Linked DNA regions of Homo sapiens: region 2 is linked to region 1. The links are chromatin loops, found by intact Hi-C in ENCODE. Cell type or tissue: PC-9. All regions are shown on one strand. Links, peaks and the distances in the headings refer to the core of each region. The heading gives the core; the rest is flanking DNA. Region 1 overlaps SUSD1 (sushi domain containing 1). Region 2 has its middle 39 kb from the start of UGCG.

What was found. Peaks named below come from ENCODE experiments on the same cell type or tissue, not always from the same donor. Only the 100,000 strongest peaks of a DNase experiment are listed, where the experiment ranks them.
Region 2: a loop joins it to region 1, with 7 times the contacts of the local background. A loop is called at or near these places in 2 of 110 quality-filtered maps.

Annotation. Positions count from the first base shown.
Region 1 is chr9:112,059,872-112,072,307 of GRCh38, forward strand. It overlaps SUSD1 (sushi domain containing 1), which reads right to left. Exons shown (of 17, transcript NM_022486.5): 13 at 3,066-3,162. Among named protein-coding and RNA genes, the nearest start is that of LINC02977, 26 kb to the left of the region's middle. In PC-9, for the core only: no CTCF peak of the experiment used is centred there; a DNase peak (open chromatin) is centred at 6,180; H3K4me3 peaks cover 646 bases; H3K27ac peaks cover 4,356 bases.
Region 2 is chr9:111,851,564-111,863,999 of GRCh38, forward strand. No RefSeq gene overlaps it. Among named protein-coding and RNA genes, the nearest start is that of UGCG, 39 kb to the right of the region's middle. In PC-9, for the core only: no CTCF peak of the experiment used is centred there; a DNase peak (open chromatin) is centred at 6,208; H3K4me3 peaks cover 334 bases; H3K27ac peaks cover 1,759 bases.

The DNA.
Region 1 (12,436 bases), core at 2,205-10,204:
GGGATCTGAACGACTGACTTGTATTCTTGCAAATCCTTGCACAGTTCTTTGGAAATGATAGCTCCCCAACCCCCGCCCTGCCCCGCCCCTCCGCCACCAGCAATGAATGATTCTTGAGTTGAAATTTCGGAAAAGAGGAAAAGCATACATCAGCGTGAAATATAATTAGGGTAATTTCCAAAACTCATTAGGCCATGTAATTCTATTTTACCAGTAAATTTGAACTTCCTGCTTCACATGTCAAACGCCCTATCTCCTGCTTCCTAAGAGCCCATGAATCACTAGGTTAAGAAGAGGGAGCCCTCCTCCACAGTGGGTGTTGGATATGGAAAGTCTCCCCCCACCAGGTTCCCAAACATCCTAGGTATCCTCAGGGCCCTGATTTTCTTTCTTTTCTTTTCTTTTTTAAGAAGGGAGTCTTGCTCTGCTGCCCAGGCTGGAGTGCAGTGGTGTGATCTCAGCTCACTGCAACCTTTACCTCCCAGGTTCAAGCGATTCTTCTGCTTCAGCCTCCTGAGTAGCCAAGACTACAGGCACTCGCCACTATGCCCGGTTAATTTTTTTTGTATTTTTAGTAGAGATGGTGTTCCACCATGTTGGCCAGGCTGGTCTTGAACTCCTGACCTCTTTAGCTGGGGGAAGTTGTTGCACGTATCACTGCCCTGTGTGCCCACCTCTGCCTCCCAATGGGCTGGGATTACAGGCGTAAGCCACTGTGCCTGGCCCAGGGTCCTGATTTTCATAAAGTCTTGGCTCACTTTCAGCCAAGGGCTTTCTACAAAAGAGATAAAGTAAAACCCACAGGGCAATAAGTTGTCACCACCAGTAAACATTTATTAAGCATCCACTGCCTATGGGGAACACCTGTAACAACAAACTTGCCGGGAGACTTGAAGACATCCCTACATCATAGCCACAGGTAAGAAAGTAAATGTTGCAGCACCTCCATGCGGTCCATAAGTACATCTTTAAATCCCTCTCATCTTTCCATGCAGGTGGTGGTGGTCAAGAGCAAGGTCGAGGCTCACCTGTGCCCATTTGGTTCCGTACATTGCTCACTAGAGGCATCATCGACAGAGTATGAATCAGCTCCCCAATTAGCCTGACCGTAATCACCTGTGTTGCTTGATTATTATACAAATTCCCCGACCTCATACCGACCTACTGAATCGAAATCTCTAGGAGTAGATTCTGGGAATCTGTATCGCTGGTAAAGCTCCCAGGTGATTCCTATAATCTGGCAATGTGGGAGACACGAGCATTAAGGGAACCCAGCAACAGGCTCCATCCTCTGCCTAACATCAGCAACCTCAGCAGAGACTTGGTCCCAGGGACCTTGCTCCATTATGTACCCCAAGACACTGTCCCTAAATGGTGCACAAAGCAGACTCAGGCCTGTCTCACACACTGGCAAAGCTGCTGCCCCCCAGCTCAAACCAGGTAGTCAGGCTTAGGAAAACCACCCTGCCTGCTGGTAATTAGCCATGTGATGTTAAAGAAGCAGCTGTGGCTGTTTGGAATATGACTGTTCTGGAAGGACTTTTCTCCTCTTTTTCACCACCACACTCCCTCGAATGACTCACAGTTCTCCACTTCCTGTTTTGGAGGCGCTGGCCGGCATATAGCCACAAGGGTAAGCTGTCATTTGGCTTTTCTTTTGCATTATGTCATTATTTGACATAAATATCACATTTGTTCTTGCAAATGCTCTCAGGAAGTGACATCACAACTTCTGTTCTCTTTATAATGACAGAATTACAATGCCTTCTGGTAACTTGTCAAGAATCAGAACAATTTATACAATGTCCATCCCTGGAAAGATCTTTGCACATTTACTGAACTTAAATGAATATAAAAGCAGGAAAACCCTAAGTTTTATTATAAATGGATATACAGATAATATCGCCAGACTTTCTTTTTTGTAATTTTATAATATCTCACTTTTTTTTTTTTAACCTTGATTTTACCGAAGGGTCAGCAGAGACAAAGGCAATGTTGGTGAGGCCATGTACATTTTCATCTCCTTGAGCTGGTACTGTGAGCAAGCTGTTCATCTCTCCACGCCAACCTCAATCTTCCTCTCTAAAAAAGGGACTGATGCTACTTTCCTAATCCTGCCATGACCTTTGCAAATAAAACACTTAACTGAACACACTGTAGTCCTCCAACTGAGGTAAATTAATTCCATCCTAATGCCATCTGGAATCCCAGAAGCAGTCATTAATTATACAGTGTCTTGCCTGTAACTCAATACATGAAAAGACAAAAAGATTTACCTAAATGATCTTTTCAGAAACCACTGCACACCCCCCAAGATCAACCTTACATAAAGGGCAACATATTCTGCCTTTGGGAAATGAAACGATGCCCCTGACCCACCATCCATAAAGGATGTACTATGAGACATGAGTGCAAAGGACAATCCTGACATGTCCTAACATGCAACCGACGTTTACCCAGGGACCAAAGGAATGGATGTAATTTCTTGAGCTAAACTGCCCAAATGCTTGTATATAGGGTCCTTTAGAAGTCTCTCTATGTGGCCGGGTGTGGTGGTTCAAGCCTGTAATCCTAGCACTTTGGGAGGTTGAGGCTGGTGGATCACCTGAGGTCAGGAGTTCAAGACCAGCCTGACCAACATGGCAAAACCTCGTCTCAACTAAAAATACAAAAATTAGCCAGGTGTGGTGGTGCACACCTATAATCCCAGCTACTCAGGAGGCAGTGGAAGGAGAATCACTTGCACCCAGCAGGTGGAGGTTGCAGTGAGCTGAGATCGCAACACTGTACTCCGGCCTGTATGATGGGAGTGACACTCCATCTCAAAAAAATAAAAAATAAAATTTAAATTTTAAAAAAAAGAAGTCTCTCTCACCATTAGAAAGGATGCTGGTTGGGATTAAAGGCCAGTCTGTACCCAAGGAAACAAAAGAGGCCCCAACTGCATTGTTCTAACCACCCAAGTGCAGCCACCAACACAGAAGTCTTCTCCTCACCAAAATCAAAGTTTCCAAAACACTCCATGGGGATCACTGGGCAACCGTGGAGAAAGGACAGCTACTGACCTGATTGGTCCATTTTTCTCCTTGGCTTTCCTCAGTCTGAGGCGTGGTAGAGGTCCTCTGTGCACCGTAAAAAATTCTACTTCCGGGAGGGGAGGCTCTGAAAACATGTTGAAAAGAAGAAAAGGGGTATGATTGGAACAAGTAAACAGCAGGACAAAAGAGGTCCTCGTGAGGGCTATCAAAAAGAAAGTTTTAATTTCAGAAGCGAGGAGCCTATTCTGTACATGCCACAATGTGGAAGAACATGCTAAGTGAAATACACCAGGCACAAAAGGACAGATTCTCTATCATTCCACTTAGATGAAAAATCTAACATAGGCAAATTCATAGAGACAGAAGAAGTTGCTGGGGGTGGAGGGGGCATGTAGGGAATGGGAACATATTGCTTAATGGTCACAGAGGTTCTCCTTGGGGTGATGAAAAAATTTTGGAAATACACAGTGGTGAGGGTTGCACAACATGCCAATAAACTGTGTGCTTCAAGATGTTAAAATGGCACATTTTATGTGATGTGTATTTTGCCACAATAAAAAGAAGTGATGAGTATATCATGGCACTGGCAGAGGATAGATGTGGTGAGTATTACAGTTTGCTTGGTGGGTAGATTCCTACTTGGTAGGGAAGACCACCACATCAGCCTTCAATATCCTTTATAATCACAGAGCTCTCTGTCCTTATTTTCCCGCCCCCAGCAACAAGATTTCCCAAATAGGTTTTCCATCCGGAGGAAACTACACTGACTGGCTGACACCAGCGTTCTTGCTCACTGGTAGTTACAGTCATGGTATAAATGTGCTAACTGCCATTCTGCCTTGTGGGTAACACGCTAAGTAAGACATACTGGGCACTAACCATTCACACTAGAGATGTTCTACATATGCCCCATCTTACTTAATCTTCTCAACAGGGCTACCAAGTGGATGATGTTTATAGAAGCAATCATTTGCTTCCTCTCTTGGGGTTCCTACCCATGCAATGTAGGAACTTCTTCCCTCTCCAAAGTATTAGGAAAAGAGCTTCCACCTGGCCTTCTATCCATCCCTGTGATTTGTGAAACAGCTAGTTCCCATGTAGCCCCATCCTTATTTTTTTATTTTTCTTTCTTTTTTTGGGGGGGGGGCGGGTGGGGGCTGCCTGAATGCAGGACAGGTGATTTCCCACCTCCCAGTCCTACTGTCCATCTCTAGGCAAACCTGAGTCACCTGCCTGAAGCCTGGTCTACATTTGCCCTATAGCCGGGGTTCCCAACCCCAGGTGGTGGGCCAGTACCAGTCTGTGGCCTGTTAGGAACCAGGCCACACAGCAGGAGGTGAGCAGCAGGTGGACAAGCATTCCTGCCTGAGCTCCACCTCCTGTCAGATCAGTGGCAGCATTAGATTCTCATAAGAGCATGAACCCTATTGTGAACTGTGCATACAAGGGATCTAGATTGTGCACTCCTTATGAGAATCTAATGCCTGATGATCTGAGGTGGAACAATTTTATCCCGAAACCATCCCCCTACCCACCCCAGTCCGTTGGAAAACTGTCTCTGATGAAACCAGTCCCTGGCACCAACAAGGCTGGGGACCACTGCATTATAGCTTCCACTTCCCCATAGGTGGGGCACAAAGTGTAGGCGTGGGAGGAAGTTCAAGAAGCTTCATTTTGGCCGGGTGCGGGGGTGCGGTGGCTCACGCCTGTAATCCCAGCACTTTGGAAGGCCAAGGCAGGCGGATCACCGGAGGCCAGGAGTTTGAGACCAGCCTGGCCAACATGGTGAGACTCTGTCTCTACTAAAGATGCAAAAATTAGCCAGGCGTGGTGGCGGGCACCTGTAATCCCAGCTACTCAGGAGGCAGAGGCAGGAGAATCGCTTGAACCGGGCAGGCAGAGGTTGCAGTGAGCCAAGATCATGCCACTGCACTCCAGCCTGGGTGACAGAGTGAGACTCTGTCTCAGAAAAAAAAAAAAAAAAAGAAGCCTCAGACCCAAACCAGTTTTACCAGCAATAAAACTGATTACTTTGATCCCTTTCTAACGCTTATGTATCTTCTTCAATTTCCCTAATCTCAGAGGTGGAACAAGTACAGTTATTATCTCAGAAAAACTCATTTTATAGATGAGGAAATTGATACATGACAGATTGTTACTTGTCCAAAGGCCACACGATTAGCAAGTCGTAGAGTCAGAATGTGAACTCACGCTCTGCTTACACACCCCTCTCATTCACCTTGGGGTATCTTAAACATTTGGTTCTACCAATTGATCTGGCAAATTTTCATCCCCTTTGAGTGAACTAACAAACTCTACTTTAAAAACACCGGCCAGGGACAGTGGCTCATGCCTGTAATCCCAGCACTTTGGGAGGCAGAGGTGGGCGGATCACTTGAGGTCAGGAGTTTGAGACTAGCCTGGGCAACATGGTGAAATCCCATCTCTAGTAAAAAAATACAAAAATTAGCCAGGCATGGTGGCACACCTCTGTAATCCCAGCTACTCAGGAGTCTGAGGCAGGTGAATTGCTTGAAGCTGGGAGGCAGAGGTTGCAGTGAGCCGAGATTGTGCCACTGCACTCCAGCCTGGGCGAAAAAGTGAGACTCTGTCTCAAAAAGTAAAAATAAAAACACTGAATCCCCAAAGATTTTACAAACACATCAGCTCCAATAAAATGATCCACTTGCCACAATTACTGCAGAGTTAGAGGTCTACCCAGTGTGGCTCACATCAGAGAAGCTAGACTACAGTTAAACTGCAGAAATAATACGATGTAGTGGGTAGGAACACAGGACTTGGGTTGCTATCCTGGTTCTATCACTTATACCTCCAGCAGCCTCATCTGTTAAATAGGGGTAGAAACAACCTCTACCTGTTAGGCCTGTTGAGGGAATTAATGAGCCAATTCATAATGATTAACAATAATAGTTAATGAGTCAACACAAGTAAAGAGAATAAAACAGTGCCTGGAACACAGCAGCCGTCAGCGCCTGTTGGCACCTGTATGATATCACTTGAGCTACTAGTTGCCAATTCTATGCTAGGAACTTTGCCTCTGCTGTTTCAACAAATACTCACAGCAGCTCTGCGTGACAATCATCTCTATCTTATCAGTGAGGAAATCAAGGCTCAGGCAGGCCGAGTCACACCACTAGAAGACGGCCGGCCGAGCCAAGTGTGGAACTCAGTAATTTGACTCCAAAGTCTCCTTCGCTACATTGCCAGGCCATGACAATGCTTGCGTTCACTTTACCTGAGATTAAACCATGACCTAGAAGTAGAAACCTGGAATTACAAATCCCTGAGGAATGAGAGACCTCTGTGCCTGAGACCGTAAGGAACAGAGCTTGGGGGTCCTGGGGTGTCAAACACCAAGGATCTCTTAATTAGCAAGTTCAAAGGGAAGGGATGAATAGAAAAGAAAAAACTCAGAAATGACCCCAGGAGGGAGACCATAGGGACAGGTTTAGCTCCTTCCCAGCTTGAGTACACAGGAAATGTCATTCAGGGAACTGTGACTTGTAATATAGAAAGAGGGTTCCTTACAGCACAGAGAGTGGCAACAGAAGCCAGGCGAAATAGGCAGTGTTCCTAAGTCAGGTCTGGAGTGGCATTCTGCTGAATGAACGGGGCTTGAAAGAAAACAAACCTGGAAGAGACCATGGAAAGCTGCAACCCTGTAATCGCGAAACTCCCAAAGATGGGACACCTTGTGCCTGAGATTCTCCGAGTCCGTACGTGTTGTCTTTTCATATGTTACATACTTTATATGTAAGTGCTCAGCATCCCTTTTTCTGTGGAGAGCGGCCCTTCTCCTTCCCATATGGTTCTTATGGGGCCAGCATTCCCAGTACTCCAAATCCCCACTGGCCCAGGGCCCAGTGATTATGGATTGCCATTCCCCAGTCAGAAGATGGCTCAAAAAGAGCAATCTGTTTAGGAGATTGGAGGTTTTATTTTTTGTTGTTTATCTGTTTTTTTGAGATGGAGTCTCACTCTGTCACCCAGGCTGGAGTACAGTGGCATGATCTTGGCTCACTGCAATCTCTGCCTCCCAGGTTCAAGCTCTTCTTCTACCTCAGCCTCCCGAGTAGCTGGGACTACAAGGCATACACCACCATGCACAGCTAATTTTTGTATTTTTAGTAGAGATGGGGTTTCACCATGTTGGCCAGGCTGGTCTCAACACTCCTCACCTCAGGTGATCCGCCCACCTCTGCCTCCCAAAGTGCTGGGATTACAGGCGTGAGCCACCACACCAGGCCTAGAAGATTGGAGGGTTTTATTCTTCTTCTTAGATTGTAGCTGTAAGTACCAGGTAGGCCAATAGTACAATGTCCATCCTCCCAGGTCTGGCTGGAAGAATTTGGCAGAAAGAGGGCCTCATGGCTGGAAGAGCAACGGGCCTGTGGTGACACCACGTGTGACTGAAGCTTGCTGTCTCCAAACAAGATCCATCCTGGGCCTTCCCAGTTCTGTGATCCCACAGATTCCACATGCTTAAGCTGGTTGGAGTTGGGTTTCTGTCACTTGCAACCAAAAGAGCCCTGACTATAGAATGCATCCAGCGCCTTGGTATTCTGTGGAAAGGCAGAACCCTCAGCTGTGTACTGGCAGGAACTCTGGTGCTAGGCCAAGTGAACACGGTAGGGAAGTGGTCCTTATGCATTTGTGCAAGAAGAATTGCTGTGAATTCCAGGCAAATGCTAAACCCCTTGGGTGGTGGAGACAGTGAGGACAGCAGGAAGAACTGCCTTAAGAATCCCCTTTAGACCCTGGACTAAACCACCCCTCCTTCAAAGTCTATCACTGCATCAGCTCAGTAGGGCAAGGGAGGAAGGGCATGATGGAAGGAAAGAGAAAGAGCTATTAAAAACATATGTATGAATGCCTCCCCCCCAATCCCCCCACCCTAGCCCTAAACCCTGCCACTGTGAACTGAAGGACTCTGAGGCCAAAATAGATTCTCAAGACTGTATTTACCAGATTAGAAAATAGCTTTGGGGTAGAAACCCTCAATCTCAAATTATAATAAATAAAAACTTAGACCTGCCTGGACCTTTACAGTTGTTAAAGCACTACTATATATATTATTCATATATCTGCATTCAACAAACACCCATTAGCCACCTCTGCCGCAGGCTCTGTGCTAGGCTGGGGGAGACAAGCACAGAAGACATGCTTTCTGCTTTCTGGGAGCTTGGAGTGTAATCATGGAGACAGTTTTGTAAAGGTAGTGCCCAGAGCTGTGATGGAGTTATATACAGAGCACTGTGGATGTGAGGAGGAACATCTAACTGAAGGCAGGGAGCTGAGCCTATCAAACACGGAAATAGACATCTGCAGAGGCATGAGGTGGTGGCAGGGAGGGATAGAACTACATGGAGTTCCTGGCTGAAAGGTTGAGGTCTGGCAGAGTAGAAGTAGGTGGTCAAGTTAGAGGGGTAGGTGTGGGTCAGATCTGAGAGATCTGAGGTTCCAGAAGTAATAAGAAGCCATTGAAAGATTTTTAGCAGGCTGGGTGCACTGGCTCATGCCTGTAATCCCAGCACTTGAGGCAAGCAGGTTGTTTGAGGCCAAGAGTTCAAGACCAGCTTGGGCAACATGGTGAAACCTTGTCTCTACAAAAAATGTTTTAAATTAGTCAGGCACAGTGGTGTACACCTGTGATCCCAGCTACTCATGAGGCCAAGGTGGGAGGATTGCTTGAGCCCGGGAGGCAGAGGTTGCAGTGAGCCAAGATTGCACCACTGCACTCCAGCCTGGGCAACAGCTAGACCCTGTCTCAAAAAAAAAAAAAAAAAATATTTTTAGCCGTTCTGCACTTCAAAAATACAACTTAGAGAGCTGATCAAAGGATGAATAGAAAAAGGGCAAAAATACAGGTTGTCCAATAATCCAGGTCGGAAGTGCTCGAGGTCTGCTGCAAGTGAGAGCACTGAGAATGGAGAAGAGGGAACAAACGGAAACCTTGCTCAGGGGAGAGACGGCAGGAATCTGGCAACCAAGTCAGCAGTGATGTCATTTACCAAGTCTGGGGGAAGACGAGAAGCAGCTCACTTCTAGGTCTGTTCAGGTTGAAGTGTATAAGGAATCCTCCAGCAGGCAGTTAGAAACATAGGTCTGGAGCCTAGGAGCAAACCCCATGGTGGAGATACAGAGGCAGCTCACAGGGAGGAGTGAACGTGGCCACCAGGGAGCCAGTATCAAAGTATGTGAGGAGAGATGGGGGCCAAGGGCGGACCACCGAGAAACCCAGGCTCTAAGACCAGGTGGAAGAGTAAGAGAACTCTGTGGCCTTTATGAAACAGTGTTAGGTCTAGAATTTCTCCCAGAGTCTCTTAGACACTGCAATATAGATCATGTTTTTCCTAAACCTGCGGCATTGCCAGGTGTCCCAGGAGGTCACCTGGAAAAGCCTCTGCTTAGAGTCTAGGCCTCACATCACTCATTTGTTGAAATGAAGGTCTATGCTATTTTCAAGAGCAGTCCAGAGAGAGATTCTGTAGGATACAGCTGAGAAGACAACAGCTGGATTCCTGTGGCAGTGATGGAGGAGAGAGGAAAAGCCCACACATGTCCCCTGGGAACGTACCCCTTCCCCTTTGAGATCGAACTGCCCTCAGGCCCTTTGCTATCACCGAAATGCCCTTTCACTTGTGACGTTTTGTTGTCACAGTAAAATTAACTTTTTTTATTACGTGTCTCCTCTTCTCAGCCAAGGTGGAGATTAACTGGTCACTCTTTTCTGTGTGAGAACTCCGCCCCACCCCACCCCGCCCCGCCCCCACCAGCTCTTTACTCCAAGAGTAATAATTCTAGTTCCTCTAATCTCTTGGCTAACATTTTAAAACCACACAGGAGAAGCAGAACAAAGTACTCACTGAGCTCAGAAGAGGCAACTGCAGACCGAGCAGGAAGGCCATCCCCCTGCTTGGTCCAGGTGATGTCACTCTTTCCCAATCTAGAGTCACAGTTTTCAAGGCACCACAGTCATCTGGTTCAATCAACATGTGACTTTGAGACCATTTTCTGCTCTGTTTGCCTAAGGTCTCCCTGCCCTATATTTTATTTTATTTGTTTTTGTTTTTGTTTTTGCTTTTGCTTTTTGAGATGGAGTTTCGCTCTTGTCGCCCAGGCTGGAGTGCAATGGTGTGATCTCAGCTCACTGCAGCCTCCGCCTCCCGGGCTCAAGCAATTCTCCTGCCACAGCCTCCCGAGTAGCTGGGATTACAGGCATGCACCACCACACACGGCTGATTTTTGTATTTTTAGTAGAGACGGGGTTTCTCCATGTTGGCCAGGCTGGTCCCGAACTCCTGACCCCAGGTGATTCCACCTGCCTCGGCCTCCCAAAGTGCTGGCATTACAGGCATGAGCCACCACGCCCAGCCGCTGCCTTATATTTTAAACAGTCTACTTTTTCTCTCCAATGTACAAGCCTAAGCCTCGTCAGGCTGGTTCTCAGCCACATTTCGAGGTGGAACAAACTTGACTTTCAGCTGAATTTTCCAAGGTGCTCTTCCTTGTCTCCCAAACTGATGTCCTGGGTAGACCTGCTCTCCTTTCCATCAACCTCGTTACTGATTTAAACTGATTTAGACCCAAGGCAAGAAATGGGTCCTGCCTGTGCTGGAAAATATAGCTCTTTCACCTTGGGTGTGTGAGATGGGAGAGGAACCAGAACAGAGACCTTCATTACCATCCTCGGATGTCAGGAATATCCCTCCTCTGCTAGAAGCAAATGGCAAAAGAAATCCTCACATGGAGGGAAATGTGGGGAAAAGTAATGAAGGAGAATTTGCTCTGCAAAAAAAAATATTAAATGTATCATAAAATTACAGCAATTGAAATAGTAAAGTACACGCACAGGACAGACAAACAGTGAAAAAAAGCTAGACAGTCTGGAAAGAGACCCAAAGAAATGCACCAGGTGGCATGGATGGTCAGTAGTTCCAAAGGTGATAGGGAACTGGCTTACAGCTGGGGAGAAAAATTACAATGTAAATTTAGCCTCATATCAGACATCAAAATAAATTCCAAATGAACCTAAGTGGTTTTGTTTTGGTTTTGTTTGTTTGTTTGTTGTAGAAAAGTGGTCTCACTGTGTCGCCCAGGCTGGGGTGCACTGGCATGATCATAGTTCACTGCAGCTTTGAACTCCTGGACTCAAGCAGTCCTCTCTCCTCAGCCTCCTAGAGCGCTGGAATTATAGGAATGTGCCACTGTGCCCAGCCTGAAACTAAATTTTAAGTGCAAAAAAGTAGGTCAGGTGCAGTGGCTCCCACCTATAATCCTGGCTTTTTGGGAGGCCTAGGCAAAAATGATTGCTTGGGCTCAGGAGTTTGAGACCAGCCTGGGCAACATAGTAAGACCTCATCTTTACAAAAAGAAAAAATTAGCAGGGTGTGGTGACATGCACCTGTAGTCTCAGCTACTTGGGAGGCTGAGGCAGGAGGACTGCTTGAGCCCAGGAGTTTGAGGCTGCAGTAAGCTATGATTGTGCCACAGCACTCCAGCCAGGGCAACATAATGAAACTCAGTCTCAAAAAAAATTGAAAAGAAAACAAAAGAGTAAATAGCCTTGGAGTAGGAATTTGTAATATTTATCAAAATATTAATATCACTAATGAAGGTAAACTATTAAATCAACCAAAGAAAAAGGGTAGTATAAGTACAAATGTGTTAAAATGTCTCTATGTAAAACCCATCAAAATGAACAAAAAGAACCAAAAATGGAAGAAAATTTTATCTGCATCAAAACTAAGCAACGTCTCCAACTTTGTACTGCAAACTTCAAGTAAACACAAACAATTGAATTAAAACACAACTCCACCGCCCAAAAACCCAGTACAATGCTACTTTTCTGGATTTTCTATAATAAAAAGTAGGTAGAAAAATAAACACAGCATGATGGTTCTTTTCTAATCCTCAGGCACCTCTCCAGATATATCATCCCATCCAAGGCATGGTAAATTAAAATTGAAGGCAACAGAAAAAATAGTGTCTTCCACTACAAGTCATCAGCTAGATATATCTTCTCCATCAATAAAGTTATGAGACTTCACCTCCCAAGGAGAAGAAACCAATTTCTTTTCACATGTACATCCTCAGTAGGCAGCACAGGTCTTTGTACATAACCAATCGAAAAATATTTGCTAGTGACTTCTCAAGACATCTCCTTTTATTATTTATTTATTTTTATTCTTTTTTATTTCTTTCTTTCTCTTTTTTTTTTTTTTTTGTTTTTTTTTTTGAGACGGAGTCTCACTCTGTTGTCTAGGCTGGACTGCAGTGGCACAATCTCAGCTCACTGCAACTCTGCCTCCCGGGTTCAGGAGATTCTCCTGCCTCAGCCTCCCAGGTAGGTGGGATTACAAGCACCCACACCACAC
Region 2 (12,436 bases), core at 3,052-11,051, 210 kb before region 1:
CATAAAGGGTAAATAAAAGGAAACTTGGTATTTCCTGTGTGTGGTAGATGAGGGAGAGGGAAGAGTTAAGAGTGATTCAGAGGATTCCGGCTTAGGCAAAGGGGAGGGGTGGGGGGAAGGTGAGGACATGCACTGAGATGGGGAACACAGCAGGTGGAGCAAGCTAGAGGTCATATTCAGTAACTGAGAAAAACTCCGGGAAGGGGAAGAACTGGGTGTGGCCACATGGACCATCCACTCTCTCCCCCTGGGCTAATGAGCTGTTCATAATCTCAATTTGAGTCACCTGCATTTTATTGGCACTGGAAGGACAGGCTCCAGCCAGTCAGAGTGGCTGGGGGAAGTATTAAGGAACCACTGTCACCTTATGAATGATAATCTGTGGTTTGAAAACAAATTTGTGAAAAATAAAAACGGATTTAAAGCAATGGCCCTCAAGTATCCTAAATGCCGGGAAATGGAAAAGTAAAGGCAGATTATGCCAGAGGAAATAAGTATGCTGACCGTCTTTAGCCATGTGATGAGGAACAGAGATCTTGGGCCTTGGAGAATGCATTTATGTGGTTGTGTGGAATGAGGGGTATTGGGGAAAAGCAAGGGCTCTGGGGCCCTACAGACGCAGGTTCAAATCCTGTCCCACTACTTATTTACATTATGAATGAGGGAAAGTCAGTCAAATGTCTGTAGTCACCATTTCTTTATTTGTAAAATATAGCAAATAATACCCACCTTTCAGGTGTGATGTGGAAGAAATTAATTCATTATGGGTATTCAATATATGGTTTTCCCTTCCCACAAAGTGTGCCTCCCCTGTGAAAGTCATATAATCAGTCATAAAGGCTAAAATGGCCTTCTCGGAATACTTTACCAAATACCACTGTACCTTCTGTTAATTGGTTTTCAAAATCCTATTTTGCAACCTTTCCTGACTAATTGCATAAATAGTCATTGTCTTCCTGTAATGCATGGTACAAAAGAAGCAATCCTTAAAAGCTATGGGAAATCTCTTTATCTTGTCTATTCCATCTCTGATCTCTCATGTTTCTCTCACTAAAACACAGTTAAAAATTGCTGCAAGGATCATGCAGTATACCCAGGTAACAAACCTGCACATGTACCCCTTGAATCTAAAATAAAAGTGAAAAAAAGAAAGAATAGGCCAGGTGCAGTGGCTCATGCCTGTAATCCCAGCACTTTGGGAGGCCGAGGCAGGTGGATCACGAGGTCAAGAGATCGAGACCATCCTTGCCAACATGGTGAAACCCCAACTCTGCTAAAAATACAAAAATTAGCTGGGAGCGGTGGTGCATGCCTGTGGTCCCAGCTACTTGGGAGGCTGAGGCAGGAGAATCGCTTCAACCAGGGAGGCGGAGCGTGCAGTGAGCCGAGATTGCGCCACTGCATTCCAGCCTGGTGACAGAGTGAGACCATCTCAAAAAAAAAAAAAAAAAAGGGAATAAAGAAAGGAAAAATATACCTTTTTTTTTTTTTTTAAGAGTTGCTGTACGGAACCCAGAGATTGAATAAAGGACTTTATTGCTAGTAGTTTAAATCATCCCTTGGCAAATGTATTAGTTAGGATTAGTTTGGCAGCATTTAATCAAAAGCCCTAAAACAATAGTGGCCCAAAAATACAGAAAGGCATTTGTCTGTCAAGTAAAAGAAATCAAGAAGTAAGTATTCCTGGCTTGGCTTGGCAGCTCTGTGGTAACAGAAGGGACTTAAGCTACTCTATTTCTATCCACCATCTAAGCACATGGTTTCCAACCTCAAGGTACCTCGTGGTTCAAGATGGCAGCTGCAGCTTTACCCATCTCATGTAAGTTGCAAGCCAGAGGAAGAGAAAAGGCAGAAGAGCAATAAGGGTACTTCCAGATAAGGCAGTTTTCTTTGCATGGTTTTTATGAAAGTTCTACAAAACACTTCCTTGACCACATCACATTTCATTGACCAAAACTGGCTGCAAGGAAAGTTGGAAAACATAATTCCAGATGGTAAGATGCCCAGACAAAAATCCAGATTCTGTTACTAAGGAAGGAGTAAAGAATCTGTGTTGAGGTAGGCAACTAGTACTCTCTTCTCAAGGGTTTTATTCATCCAACAAGTATGTATTACATAACTTTTATTTAGCACCAGATCCTATTCCAGATATTGAGGTTTCATCAAGAAAAAAAAAGACAAATTCTTATCTTTATAGAGCTTACATTCTATTGAAATAATAATAGATAGCATTTATTGAGTGACTATTCTATGCTAGGCAGGGTTTTAAGAATTTTACTTCTGGCACGACACAGTGGCTTATGTTTGTAGTTGCAGCACTTTGGGAGGCTGAGGCAGGAGGATCACTTGAGGCAAGGAGTTTGAGACCAGCCTGGGTAACATACTAAGACTCCATCTCTACAAAAAATTTAAAAAATTACCTGGGATGGTAGCATGCACCTGATGTCCTAGCTCTTCGGGAGACTGAAGCAGGAGGATTGCTTGAGCCCAGGAGTTCAAGGCTGCTGTAAGCTGTGATTGTGCCACTGCACTTCAGTCTGGGTGACAGAGCGAGACCCTGTCTCAAAAAAAAAAAAACAAAAAAAAAAAAAAAAGGAAAAGAAAAGGGCTGGGCACAGTGGCTCATGCCTGTAATCCTAGCACTTTGGGAGGCTGAGGTGAGTGGATCACTTGAGGTCAGGAGTTTGAGACCAGGCTGGCCAACATGGTGAAACCCCGTTTCTACTAAAAATACAAAAATTAGCTGGGCGTGGTGGCAGGTGCCTGTAATCCCAGCTACTCGGGAGGCTGAGACAGGAGAATCATGTGAACCCGGGAGGTGGAGGTTGCAGTGAGCCAAGATTGCGCCACTGCACTCCAGCCTGGGTGACAGAGCGAGACTCTCTGTCTCAAAAAAAAAAGAAAAGAATTTTATTTGTATTAATTTATTTGATATTTGCAATAATCCTTTGGGATAGGTACCATCATTACCCATATTTTGCAGATAAAGGGAACTGAGACACAGAGAAGTTAATTTGCCCAAACTGATATAAATTATAACTAGTAGAACCAGAATTTGAATTCAGATAGTCGAACTCCAGAGTGCATGCTTTTAACTTCTACACTATATTGCCTCTCCACCAGTTCCCCATATGTCTCATTTTGCTTTCTCTTCTGGGCATAAATAATTGTGTGTATGCTTTGGAGGCTTAAATAGTTGGGCCCAGTTCTCCCACTTTTGAACTGGGTGAAACTGGTGAAACTGGGGCAGTAGAAGTTTGACACCTGGCTACGCATCCTATCAGGAGTGGGAGAAAGTTGCCATATACAGAATCCAGGAAACTATTAGGATGCTTACCGACTTACAGTGCTGCTTAGATGCTATAGCAAGTAGGAAGTGTCCTCCTTCAGTTTTTGAAGAGCCATTACTTGAATTGAGGCCAATTATGGCATCACTAGTTGCTCAATCCAGAAACCCGGACATCATCTCTGGTTCTTCCTACTCCTTCACTCCCACATATAATCAATTAGTTCTTTTGACTGAACCTCCTAAACAGTCCTAGAATTTTTCAGCTTATCTCTATCTCCACTGTCACATCTCCAAATTCATGACATTACCATCTTCGATTGTGTAAATCAGTTGCCACACATGTGATGTTCCTGCCTCCAATATAGTCTTTTTGGGTCCATTCTTTGCACTGTAGCCAGAGGATCTAATACCCAAAGCTGATCTCATCCCATCCTACTTAAAACCCTTCAATGACTCCATATTGCCCTCAGAATGAAGTCCAAATTCTTACATGTACAAAGTCTGATTTACAAAGTCTTGTATTCCCAAAGCAGGCTGAAAGACTGTTGCAGGTTGAGTTTCCCAGGAAGCAGAGTCAGATGGAGATTAGCATGGAGGAGGTTTCTTAGGGAGTCTTCTTGGTGTCACACTGTGAAGGGGAGAGGAATGAAGCAGGATGGAATAGAGAAAGAAGTTGAACTATAATATAGTCTCAGTGGAGGCCTCAGCTGCCTTCATATCCCCATCTGAAACTGGGATGACCCATCAGAATCAACTCAAATTGGGGTGAGAGGACTGGGTCTTTATAGCTCCATATTGATCAGCCATTGGATATGGGTTGCCCTAGGAAGGGAGCATAACCCTGGATGAGGCCATTCACTCATTCTGCAGTCTCTTATGCTAACTCCAAGCCCTTTTTAGAACAATGACCCAAATTCAACACTTCCAGGTGCCATACCCTTGAATACTCAGGACCTCTCACCTAATTTTCCCAGTACACTGGGGAGGATAGGGTTCAGATGAGGCTGATGCCCTCAGGCTCATCCTCCCATTCAACGGCCTCTTACATCGCACACTGGACCCTTGGCTTTTTTATGAGCGTTGCATCTTCCAGGTTCCTGGGTCTCGCTGTCAGAGGTTTCTTTCCCTGAGCCTCCTCTTATCCCATCACAAGCAGGTATCATTTTAGGAAACTTCCCAGGGACTCAGGTAGTAGCTGAGTGCCCTTTTTCCTTCTATGCTAGTTAGTCAAATTCTTATTCTCTTTGGGTAGCAAAATAGCTCTTATATTAACCTTCACTGATCTCAAATTGATCCAAAAGTTGTGGGGTTTTTAAATTTTGTTTTATTTTGTTTTCAGACAGGGATCTCGCTCTGTCACCCAGGCTGTAGTGCAGTGGCGCAGTCACTGCTTACTGCAACCTCAACCTCCAGGACCCAAGTGATCCTCCCACTTCAGCCTCCCAAATAGCCGGGATTATAGGCACATGCCACCACTCCCAACTAATTTTTGTATTTTTTGTAGAGACGAGGTTTCAGTTTTGCCATGTTGCCCAAACTGGTCTGGAGCTCCTGGGCTCAAGCGATCCTCCTGCCTCAGGTTCCCAAAGTGCTGGGATTACAGGTGTGAGCCACTGCATCTGGGGGCTGATCCAAAAGTTTTATGGTAAAATTCTGTGCTTTGAGTCCCTGAACTTTGCCCTTATTTATTTATTTATTTATTTAAGACGGAGTCTTGCTCTGTCGCCAAGGCTGGAATGCAGTGGCACAATCTCGGCTCACTGCATGCTCCGCCTCCTGGGTTCACACCATTCTCCTGCCTCAGCCTCCCGAGTAGCTGGGACTACAGGCTCCCACCACCACGCCCGGCTAATTTTTGTATTTTTAGTAGAGACGGGGTTTCACCGTGTTAGCCAGGATGGTCTCGATCTCCTGACCTTGTGATCCGCCCACCTTGGCCTCCCAAAGTGCTGGGATTACAGGCGTGAGCCACCGCGCCCGGCCAACTTTGCCTTTATTTTTTATTTATTTATTTTTTTTGAGACGGAGTCTCGCTCTGTCGCCCAGGCTGGAGTGCAGTGGCGCGATCTCGGCTCACTGCAAGCTCCGCCTCCCGGGTTCACGCCATTCTCCTCTTTGCCCTTATTTTTTAAAGCCCAGTGTTTATTTTTTTTCTCTTAAGCATCAGGCTTGTGAAGTTGAAAACCATGACTTTCAAGATTATTGTCTCTTACAAAAGTCTACCTGAAGGCTCAAAATGCAAAAATTCAACTCATGTGTATGTGTGTGTGTATACAAAAATCTTTTCCTGTTCTTGGATAGTGGGGAGAATGATCTGAGCAAAACAAAGAAAAAAAAACCGGCCAGGCACGGTGGCTCACGCCTGTAATCCTTTGGCACTTTGGGAGGCGGCGGCGGGCGGATCATTTGAGGTCAGGAGTTTGAGACCAGTCTGGCCATCATGGTGAAACCCCGTCTCTACTAAAAATACAAAAATTAGCCAGGCATGGTGGCACGCGTCTGTAGTCCCAGCTGCTTTGGAAGCTGAGGCAGGAGAATCGCTTGAACCCATGAGGCAGAGGTTGCAGTGAGCCCAGATCACGCCATTACAATCCAGCCTGAGTGACATAGCGAGACTGTCTCAAAAAAAAAAAAAAAAAGAAAAGAAAAGAAAGAAAGAAAAAACAACATTATTTCAAATCAAATTTTACTCTGCTATACACAGGAACCTGTCTCATTCTACCTTCTCCCTGCCTCTTGCTCCCTGGGATCATCTCCCAAATAAATTACCTGTATCCATTTCTCTGTCTTAACTTCTGCCTTCAGGGACACTCAGTGAAGGGAAGTATATTCCTCGTTAATTCCTGAGCATTCCCCAGGGTATTGCTTCATGTGTGTTCAGGAACAGGATCTTCAAGATCTTGCATGCAGCCACCCCCTGAACTTCTCACCCTGCAGACTCTGCTACCTACAACTCTCATTAGATTCTGGCTGAGCCACTGACCGCAGGGTTCTCTCTTGGAGATTACACACCTGCTACCGTCAGTAGACCTTCAAGGTAAGGGACACTCTTCCAAAATGGAAACACATTTTGGAAATTGTGTGATTTACCATGGCTCAGAGGAGATCTGTCTATAAATTTTAATGGGATATGACTAATGGTTTGAGGATCATGGCAGGGTCACACAATAATGATTATAACCATCATACAAGTCCAAATCTGTCCTGGGGTTTCTTCCTGACAAGGCCAATTCTTGGCTCCTCATGTACTGCCTCCATGGTAGGAAGGTCAGTTCAAACCCTCTCTCTGGAATCATGGCTGGTACCTCCACATCCCAGAGTTCAGGCCAAACTGGCCCTCAGCCCTCAGAAAGAAGGGTTGTTTTTTCGTCCTACTTTATTCTAAAACCCTTATAAGTCCTCCATGTTCTCCGTTTTTTTTGTTTTTTTGTTTTTGGTTCAAAAAGATATCTTTTTTCCCAAGATAATTGTTGCTGGGATGTACATCACTTGCAGAGAAATTAACCCTTAGGCATGTGATCTGGTTCTATGGAACCAACAAGACACCAGCACACAGTATCTATAATCAAACACTCTCTAAATCTTGTATAAAATGTCATATTTAGGCAATCAATGTCCAGTTTAGGTTGAGTCTGATAGTTTCAACATCTGGGTCATCTCTGAGTCTATGTAAAATTTAGCTTGGTTCCTTTTCAGTCTCTTTTTATTGAATATTCAAAATTTTAGGGTCCAGTCTCAGACTTTGTTACAAATGTATATGAAAGAAGGTGGAAAATTGGACAATCTTTGGTTAAAAGTGACAGAAATATGACTTATGCTAGCCTAAGCAGAAAAGGAGAATTTATAAGCTCATGTAATAAAACCATGGTAAAGAGAGGAATAATGAGGCTGGGTGCGGTGGCTCATGCCTGTAATCCCAGCACTTTGGGAGGCCGAGGCGGGTGGATCACGAGGTCAAGAGATTGAGACCATCCTGGCCAACATGGTGAAACTCTACTAAAAATACAAAAATTAACTGGGTGTGGTGGCGAGTGCCTGTAGTCCCAGCTACTCGGGAGGTTGAGGCAGGAGAATCGTTTGAACCCAGGAGGCAGAGGTTGCAGTGATCAGAGATTGCACCACTGCACTCCAGCCTGGCGACAGAGCAAGACTCCGTCTCAAAAAAAAAAAAAAAAAAAAAGGAATGATGTTTGTCTTAAGGGTCCCTGGAACAAAGCAGTTGAATGCTTTTAGTACACTCTCCTGTCCCATCTCTCATCTCACTCCTTTACTCTTTACTGACTTTATTTTTTCAAGCTTCTCCAGTGAAGCTGAACAGCAGTTGTGGTCTTATGGCTTTTTAGCTTCTTGTATTAAAAATATTTTTACTCTGGGCACAGTGGCTCATGCCTGTAATCCCAGTATTTTGGGAGGCCAAGGTGGGAGGATTGCTGGAACTCAGGAGCTCAAGACCAGCCTGGGCAATATAGTAAGACCCCATCTCAAAAAAGAAAAAAGAAGTTAAATACATATATAATGTCTCTTTTATTTACAGTCTTTTTTCTCATTTTCATTATTCGTTTCTTTATATAGCTCCAGATTTCCATCTGATATCATACTCCTGCCTGAAGAACTTCCATTAGCAATTCTTAATGTGTAGGACTTCTGGCAATAAATTATTTCAGATTTTGCTTATCTGAAAAAATCTTTAGTTTACTTTATTTTTGAAAAATATTTTGGATGAGTATAAAATTCTAGGCTTCCAGCTTTTTAAAATTATTCTTTCTTTTTTTATTTTTTATTTTTGGAGACAGATTTTGCTCTTGTTGCCCAGGCTGGAGTGCAATGGCATGATCTCGGCTCACTGCAACCTCCACCTCCCAGGTTCAAGAAATCCTCCTGCCTCAGCCTCTTGAGTAGCTGGGATTACAGGCATGCACCACCATGCCTGGCTAATTTTTGTATTATTAGTAGAGATGAGGTTTCACCATGTTGGCCAGGCTGGTCTTGAACTCCTGACCTCAGGTGATCCACCCACCTCGGCCTCCCAAAGTGATGAGATTACAGGCGTGAGCCACTGCACCCAGCCTTTTTATTATTATTTCACTTCCTTAAAGATGCCACTCTATTGTCTTCTGGCTTGCACAGTTTCTAAGGAGAAAGATATTGTGATTATTTTTCATTTTTATTCTATTTTAAAAATTGATTTTATTGTGTATATTTAAGGTATACAATATGATATAATGGAATACATATAGATAGTAAAATGGTTACTATAATGAAGCAAATTAACATATCCATCATCTCACATTGTTACCTTTTTTTTTGTTTTTTTATGGCAAGAGCAGTTAAAATTTATTCATTTAACAGGAATCCCAAATACAGTACAATTTTATGACCTATAATCCTTATGTTGTACATTAGATCTCTAGACTTTTTCATCTTACATATTTGCAACTTTGAATCCTCTGAACTGCATCTTCCCATTTCCTCTCCTCACTCCCGCTTCCCTGAACCTAGTAGCCACTGTTTATTCTCCATCTGTGTATATTTGACTTTCTTTTTTTTAGATTCCACATATCAGTGAGATCATGCAATATATTTCTTTCCATGTCTGGTTTATTTCACTTAGCATAATGTCCTCCAGATTCATCCATGATGTGGCAAATGGTAGGATCACCTTCTTTTTTTAAGGCTGAGTAATATTTCTCTGTGTGTGTAACATTATCTTTATCCATTCATCCATCAATGAACACTTAGGTTGTTTCCATATCTTGGCTTTTAATGGGATATACTCCCAAACATATCCCATTAAAAAATTGTAAATAACACTGCAATAAACATGAGCGTGCAGATATCTTTATGAGGTGGTGATTTCATTTCGTTTGGGTATGTGCCCAGAAGAGGGATTGTTGGGTGATATTGCAGTTGTATTTTTAATTTCGTTAGAAACCGCCACACTGGTTTTCATAGTGGCTGCACCAATCAACATTCCTACCAAGAGGGTCCAAGAGTTCCCTTTTCTCCACACCATTTATTCCAGCGTTAGTTGTCTTTTCACTTTTCGTTAATAGCCATCCTAATGGGTATGGAGGTGGTATCTCACAGTGGTTTGATTTGCCCTTCTCTGATGATTATTAATGTTGATCATCTTTTCATGTAACTGTTGGCCATTTTTACATCATCTTTGGAGAAATGTCTATTCAAGTCCTTTGCCAATTTTTAAATCAAGTTATTTGTTTCTCTGTTATTAAGTTGTATGAGTTCTTTACAACTTTTGGACCCTAAATTGTTGCCAGATACATGACTTACAAATTAGTTGTCCTTAATCTATAGGCTATATTGTTGATTATTTTCTTTGTAATCCAGGAGCTTTTTAATTTGATGTAGTCCTGGTCATTGATTTTTGCTTTTGTAGCCTGAATTTTTGATGTGATATACAAAAAAATCATGCCAAGGCCAAGTCCAGGAGATTTTTCCTATATTCTCTTCTAGGAGTTTCATAGTTTCAGGTCTTAAATGTAGGTATTGTATCCATTTTGAATTGGTTTTTTTTTTTGTATGATGTAAGATAAGAGTCCTATTTCATTCTTTTGTATGTGGAAATGCAGTTTTCCCAGTACCATTTATTAAAGAGACTATCCTTTCCCCCATTATGTCCTCTTGTTACCCTTCTCAAAAATCAATTGACCGTATGTTTGGATTTATTTCTGGGCTGTCTATTCTGTTGCACTGGTTTATGTGCCTGTTTTTCTGCCAGAGCATGCTGTTTTAATTACTATTGTTTTGTAACATAATTTTGAATCCAGAATTGTGATGCCTACAACTTTGTTTTTCAAACAGTAATTTAAAAATATTTTGGGGACAGCTGCAGTGGCTTACACCTGTAATCCCAGCACTTTTGGAGGCCAAAGCAGGAGAATCGCTTGAGTCCAGGAGTTCAAAATCAGCCTGGGCTCTTAGGGAGACCTGCCTTCACACACACAAAAATTTTATTTTAATTAGCTGGGCATGGTGACACACACCTGTAGTCCCAGCTACTGGGGAGGCTGAGTTGGGAGAATCACCTGAGCCCAGGGGGGTTAAGGTTCAGTGAGCTGTGATTGCACCACTGCACTCCAGAGCAACAGCAAGACTCTGTCTCAAATAAAATAAAATAAAATAAAATAAAATAAAATAAAATAAAATAAAAAGCTGGGCACAGTGGTTCATGCCTGTAATCCCAGCACTTTGGGAGGCCAAGGTGGGAGGATCACTTGAGTCCAGGATTTCAAAACCAACTTGGGCAACATGGCAAAACCCCACCTCTACAAAAAAAAAAAAAAAAAAAAAAAAAAAAGTTAGCTGGGTGTGATGGCTTGCACCTGTAGTCTTAGCTACTCAGGAGGCTGAATTGGGAGGATCATCTGAGCCCAGGAGGTCGAGGCTGCAGTGAGTCATGATCGCACCATTGCACCCCAGCCTGGGTGATAGAGTGAGACCCTGTCTGAAAATATTTTTAAAAATAAATAGGCTGGGTGCGATGGCTCATACCTGTAATCCCAGCACTTTGGGAGGCCAAGGTGGGTGGATTACCCGAGGTCAGGAGTTTGAGACTAGCCTGACCAACATGGTGAAACCCTGTATCTACTAAAAATACAAAAATTAGCCGGCTGTGGTGGCAGGCACCTCTAATCCCAGCTACTCTGGAGGCTGAGGCAGGAGAATTGCTTGAACTCGGGAGGCAGAGGTTGCAGTGAGCTGAGATTGCATCACTGAACTTCAGCCTGGGTGACAGAGTGAGACTCCTTCTCAAAAATAATAATAATAATAGTAAATTAAATAAATAAACAATTTTTGTTGTTGTAATTCTTATTTTTGACTCTGAATGCAATTTTTTATCTGGCTGCTTTCAAGATTTGCTCTTTAAACTTTTATTCTCAGAAACGGTTGACTATGGGTCAATCAAACTTGGGTGATTTTGTTTTTGTATTTGTTGTTGGTTTTTTTTTGTTTTTTTGTTTTTACCCTGCCTGCAATTTTTCTGGGCTTTGTGGATTTATATCTTATGGTTTTTCATTAATTTTAGAAAATTCTTGACTATAATCTCTTCAAGCATTCCTTCTTCCTTGTTCTCTCTTCTCCTTCTGTTTCTCTAATTACACATATATTAGACTTTTTATATCATATTTTGAATACTCTCTTCTGTATTTTTCACTTTTTTTCTGTAAGGTTTCAATTTGGACAATTTCTACTGACTTATCTTCAATTCTCATTCTTTCCTTTGGCGTATCCAGTCTGCTACTGACTGTTGAAGGAATTCTTCATTTCTTTCATTTTTTTCTTAGCATTTCCATTTGACTCTTTATATTATTTAGTTTTTTAATGAAATTTACTATCTGTTCATGCATATTGTCTACCATTTTCACTAGATCTTTTAACATATTAATCATAGTTGTTTGAAAGTCCCTATCTGATAGTGTCAACATCTGGCTCATCTCTATCTGGTTCTGTTGAGTACTTTATCTCTGGGCTTTGATTTCTGTATAATCAAATTTTTTTATTGAATGTTAGACACTGTGCATAGAAAAACAGAAAAGTCTGAGTTAATAGTGTTTATGGCCAGAAATAGGTATAGCTTTCTATGGTCAGGCAAATATGGTGGGGGATTGAGTCAATCTAGTCATAAATTGAGCTGGATTTGGATTTTGTTGTTTTTACCTTTAGTGCACCACAGGCTTTATACCCTCCAGCACTGGCTGTTGTTACCTTATGCTTATAGGGGGTCCTAGGGTGCTAGAAAATTTCTCTCCATTTTCTTGCTCCTCTCTCAACTTTCAGGAGTTCCTATATGCCTGTGCCACAAAAAGAGTCTCTCTCCGTGCCCTTATACCTCTCCAAGTAGTAGACTGCTCTTGCTTGTTACTTGGTACTAAGCTTACAGAATCAAGAGAGTTCTTTGTCATCCTGATCCAGCCTAAGTCTTAGGCAGGCCCTGTGCTCAAAGCTTGGGCGTCTCAGCATGCCTGCCTTCTCTTCCTATTTCTGCATCAGCTTCCTGGGTCAGTTAAACTCTGCCCTGTATTTGTGGTTGGTCTTGGCCATGAGAGTTTCTTACACTTCCTTTAGGGCAGGTGACCTCTACTTGGTTTTGGTGCAGAATTCTGGGCCCTCAAAAAGTTTCCTATT